Linked DNA regions of Homo sapiens: region 2 is linked to region 1. The links are chromatin contacts, found by Hi-C in ENCODE. All regions are on one chromosome and are shown on one strand. The core of a region is the stretch at or near the end of the contact, and the rest is flanking DNA. Distances in the headings are between cores, read along the strand shown. Region 1 has its middle 170 kb from the start of ADGRG6. Region 2 overlaps AIG1 (androgen induced 1).

Region 1 (2,700 bases), core at 121-2,620:
CTGCAGGGGATCCACTGCGGAATAGAATCAACCCCACACCTTAATAATGTCATGGTCTAGTGGTGAAAGCAGGTAATGACAATACAAGGTGATTAGAACCATAATATCAAGGAGCTTTGGATATGATATTTGATGGTATTAAGGCATTATTAATTTTGTGATGTGTGATAATAGCATGGTGATTATGTTAAAACAACCCTTATTGATTAAAGACTCAATTCATTTTCTATTGCCACCATAACAAATTACCACAAAACTGACGACTTAGAACAGCACAAATTTATTCTCCTAAAGTTCTGAAAGTCGGAAGTTTGAAAGAAGTCTCATAGGTCTAAAATAAAGACATCCACATGGCTGGTCCTTCTAGAGGCTCCAGGTGTGAATCCATCCTTGGCCACTTCCAGCTCCTGGAAGCTGTGGCCAAGATTCCTTGACTGGTGACCACATCATTCCAGTCTATTTCCATTGCAAGTGTCACATTGCAGGTCTCTGATTTTGGTCTGCCTGCCCCTTCTTCTAAGGATCCTTGCGATTACATGGGTCTCTCCTAAATCACATCTAGGATGATCCCCCATCTTAAAGTCTTTAATCACATCTGCTGATGGGTTATATAAGGTCTCCTCTTCACAGGTACTTTATCTTAGATGGGGGGTGTTGGGAGGACACTTTTTTTTTTTTTTTGAGACGGAGTCTCATTTTGTCGCCAGGCTGGAGTGCAGTGGTGCAATCTCGGCTCACTGCAAACTCTGCCTCCCGGGTTCAAGCGATTCTCCTGTCTCTCAGCCTCCCGAGTAGCTGGGACTACAGGTGTGCGCCACCACGCCCGGCTAATTTTTGTATTTTTAGTAGAGACGGGGTTTCACCACGTTGGCCAGGATGGTCTCGATCTCTTGACCTCGTGATCCTCCCGCCTCGGCCTCCCAAAGTGCTGGGATTACAAGCGTGAGCCACTACGCCCAGCTGGGAGGACACTTTTTGAACAGGAAAGCAGAAATGCTTATCAGATGTAATGGTTTTCGAAGTTATTGCCTTAGAGTTTCTCTAGAACAATCCATATTTTATAGGACACAATTGTAGCCCAGAGGAAAATCTCACTTTGTAGCAACGTATCTTGGCTTCTAAGAAAAAAAAAAAGGCCCACAAGGGTTTATTTTAAAATATGGTGAGGGAAATCTTGCTTTTGAAGAACCAGGCCTATAGCTAGTGGACCTGGCATTTTCCCAGGGTTTCTGGACTCTCACAAGCTCACAGTTCATAAGTTCTCTGAGGAAGGATTTCCACCTCGCCATAGGCCCAGCCGTCTCCCCTTCCCTCTAGCTGAGGACCGGAGTGTCCGCAGGGCGGCGCCCAGCGCCGGGGTTTGGTTCCTTTTACCTCCCGGTGCCTCTGTTCCTTAGCTTCCAGCCTTTCTTCTCCCTGGCTTGCTTGGCTTTCTCAGGTGAGGGTACATATTTCTTTTGTCATTTTGCACAGAAAATGTAAACGTTTCCTACTCTAAAAAGATCACCTTTAAAATTTGCTTATAACAACAATAAGATATTCCCACAATTTTTTTTCTCTAAATGCTATTACTGCAATATAAAAACAAAAAAGGAACAAGTTCCTGAAGGATTTCATTTTCACGGATGCAACTGTAATTATTCATGTGACCAGAAGATGGCAGTACAGCATTAATAACAGTGGCGCATCCCTTAGAACAAAATGGCTTATTCAATTTTTTGGAGCTTGGTAGACCTAGCTACTAAACAAATATTAACGGATCTGCTACTAAGTGCAAGGGTCTTCTGGGTTGCATTAGTTAATAAAAGAGACAAAAGCTGCTCTAATGGAGGGTGCTAAACTAAACTTGCAAGCACAATTAAGAAGAGAGAATTGTCCCAGTCTTGTCTTTTAAAATTTCATCTCACTGCTCCTCATTCATTGAAAGTCACATTTCTGAGAGAAAATATTATAGCAAAAGGAAGGAAGGAAAACAAAATACAACAAAATTCTCTTATAAATGAAGATACTTTAAAAAGGCAAAGTGACTTGCCCAAACACACTGGTAATGATTAGCTCCAAGTCTGTTGACCAATATTTTCTCTATCCGTGGTACCACACTGATTCTCGAAATCACAAATTCAGGGATTAAGAATGCCAGTCCTTGCCCCATCACTGACCCCTTTGTGGGATCTTAAGCAAATTATTTAATTACTTTTATGTAAAAAGTAAGGCATTGGACTAGGTAAGTTCAAGCATTTTTACCAAGGGAATGTTTTTTCCTTTTTTTCTTTTTAAGACTCTTATTCAGAAGTTCAAAACCTAAAATAATAAAGGAAAATGCTAGAGTTGAAAGAGACGTTTTCCTCTTGAGTTTCCTCCTTTCTCCCCTAGAATCTTAGGTTTCCTCAGAGCACAGTTTGTAAACTATCAGACTGGGTGATCTTGTAAACACCTTTCAGCTCTGAATATTCATTATCCCTCAAGTTCATTGAATTAATTGTGAGATAGCAATACCCTCAAAAGTGATTACTGTTTGGTAAAAAACAAAAGCAACAACAACCAAAAAAAAACTAAATCCTGAAGATGATGACAAACTGGAATAGTCAATTGTTAAGAACAAAGAGAAACTGACTTTTAAAGCATTTTCAATATTTTTCAACACGATGCCTCTGAATAATGACATTATCTTCATGCTTTACAGGGCCCTTAAACACACTC
Region 2 (2,700 bases), core at 81-2,580, 760 kb after region 1:
TTATTCCCTCTGAGTTAAATGCACTTCCCTTCCTGGGGCGGGGGTGGAGAGGCCTAATCATTACTACATAGCCCTGCATGCATGCATGTATTTATTCATTCATTCATCTGTCATTCATTGAAGGCCCACTGAAAGTTAGATGATGTGGTAGGAGGTAGGGATTTAAAGATGAACAACAGATGACAAGCTGAAATTCTAGTGGCAGAGTGGAAAATGGTGACATACAACCTAAGGTGGTAGGCTATGCCCCGGGTGCTGTGGAAACTCAGAAGACAGGATTTTTCATCAAATGAGATGCTTTGAGGACTTTATTCCATGCAAGTTTTTTTTTTCCTAAATAGAATTTAGTATTTCCTTTCATCATTGCTGGTCTCTGTGAGGACATACGTGTTTCTGTAACACTGGAAGAAGGAAAAACATCTGAAATTTGTATAGATACCTTTTCGCTTTGTGGCATGTGGTCATATTTTATAGAATAATGGCAGGGAAGGTATGTGGGAAATGTACATATCTACAGGACTTTTCTGACCTGAAGCTAAACCTGTGCATGAGAAGGGGAGTACATCAAAGAAGCTTCTGGAATGGAAAATGGTGGCCTTTTTCTGCTAAATGCCTCCCTGGCATGCCATGTTCCCAGGCTCCCCATCTCACTCTCTTCTCCCCTGATTCATTTGTAGGGGAAGAAGAAAAGTCTAGGTTCCTGGCTGAGGCCCCTATAACAAAGATAAATAAACAACAGAAAAGGATACCGTTGTATTTAGGTTTTACGTGACATGGATGCCTTCCTAAGGTAAAGGAAGACCTGAAGAAACAGGGAAACCATGTATTTTTTATGCTAGGTTTAACACAGAAGTGGATAGTTATGAAGTATAATTGGACTAAAAAGTGTGATCTACTGATAATAAACTGGAGGAAATCCTGTTTTTTCCAATTCTTCTCTTCAAAGATAAAGATGCTTCTTTCCTCTGGATCTAGGGAGGGCACCTCTCCAATGAGGGTCTCCCAAGCTTTGCTTCAAAGAAGGTAGGGCAGGGAAGGGAGGAGATGAGAAGACCTTCCTACTTCTGCCATTTTCCCAAATTCCTTCAGCTTAAAATATTTTCGGGTATATATACTGAACCCCATCACATTTTTATTTTCTTGTATTTAATAAGCCCCAAAAATGTGAGGTTTTATTTGACCAGGATATCTGGTTTCTGTTTCCTTTAATCCTGGGAAGCCTTCTTGGGCCTTACGAGTTGTGCCAGTTCTCATGAGTTGAGCGCATACGGCTGGTGTCCCTCCTGGTGACCTTCGCAGCCATCTGGGCTGGGGCCTGTGTCTGTCCGGCTCAGCCCAGCGGGGCAGGGCCTCTGCCGTGAGTTTGCAGATGCCTCATTCGGACTCCGAGTCTGTGACTCACGCCATCTGTTGGTAATTTGTCGTTGTTCTGGAGTCAGGAGTTTTCAAAGGATTCAGTCTTTGGTGTCCCTTCACAGGTGCACTGCCTGTGATTTTCTGACACCCTCTTGCCATCCGGCCTATGGCCAGAGCCCAGCACTGAGTCAAGCTACTGTGGATATAATGATGTTGTTCTTTGCACTTTAGAGAGCTTCACACCAAGTTCCTGCCCCCTTCTGAGCGAGTCACACTCTTTATGGGACTTGTTTGAAGTCCAGCCAAGCTGGCAACCGTGGGGTTCCACTTTTACAACCTCTAGCAACAGTAGGCTCCAGTCCTTTGTGTCACCGTGCCATCTGCTTAGCTTTTTTCCTCTTCAAACTGTAAGCAAAATGAGCTACCTAAACCAAAAAACGCCACCCCCCAACTAAAACACATTTGCATCAAGTCAACCTAAATGACACTGCTTTGTTTGCTCTAAACCACATGTATAAAAGAATTTCCATACTTCCTTAAGAAATTTTTTTCACCAAAAAAATAGACAACCATAGTAGCAATTATATTTTTTCTACACACCAGGCACTGTGCTACATGTTTTATGTTCATGATTCCATTTTATTCTCACAGAAACCCAGTGAAGGAGGTATTATCACTATCTTGGTTTTTTTGCATGTAAGGAAATTGGGGCTCAGACAAGTTAAATAACTTACAATGAGTATGCTACCGGTAAGCAAGGCATCTAAATCTAAACCCCACTGCCTGGCTCTACAGCACAAGAGTTTAACTGTTTTGTATACTGCACCCACTCCTTGATATTAATAATCTAATGCATTGAAGTTCAATGCCTTTAATTAATTTTTCAGTCCTTAAACATAGTGTCACACATCCATTAGCAATCCCCATCTATCTATCCAACAGATATTTTTGAGCATCTACTGTGTGCCATGTACCATGCTGGACCCTTGTCTCTTGAAGCTTATAATGTAGTTGAGGCTACAATTTATTCTATAATGTCTCATGAAGAAGTCTTGTCTCATGAAGCTTATAATGTAGTTGAGGCTACAATTTATTCATTTAATAAACCTTTATAAGGAACATACGGTATGCAGGCATTATGCTAGGGACTGGGGCTATGAAGTCAAGAAAGATACCATCTCTCTCAACTAATATATGATAAACTCACGATTAAACTTGAAATCAGAAAAGCAGGATATTTAGTATGTATTACCAATATTTAGTATGCATGTCCTGGCCAAATCATTGAACTTCTCTCTCCCCTAGTTTCTTCACCTATTCAGTAGATAACATGTAAGGTTACCA

Evidence for each region. Hi-C counts contacts between places; a loop is a spot of excess contacts on that map. Pooled maps may share reads with other maps.
Region 2: a loop to region 1 is called in a pooled map, with 6 times the contacts of the local background. The contact joins two enhancer-like sites. A Hi-C loop is called at or near these places in 2 of 37 single-sample maps with no recorded cell type and 4 of 50 pooled maps.

The regions. Positions count from the first base shown.
Region 1 is chr6:142,473,266-142,475,965 of GRCh38, forward strand. No RefSeq gene overlaps it. Among named protein-coding and RNA genes, the nearest start is that of ADGRG6, 170 kb to the left of the region's middle. Within about 2 kb of position 1,371, at least 3 of the 41 ENCODE cell types and tissues checked have a DNase peak (open chromatin) inside an H3K27ac peak, as active enhancers do.
Region 2 is chr6:143,234,946-143,237,645 of GRCh38, forward strand. All of the region lies in intron 3 of AIG1 (androgen induced 1), which reads left to right. Among named protein-coding and RNA genes, the nearest start is that of AIG1, 180 kb to the left of the region's middle. Within about 2 kb of position 1,331, at least 2 of the 41 ENCODE cell types and tissues checked have a DNase peak (open chromatin) inside an H3K27ac peak, as active enhancers do.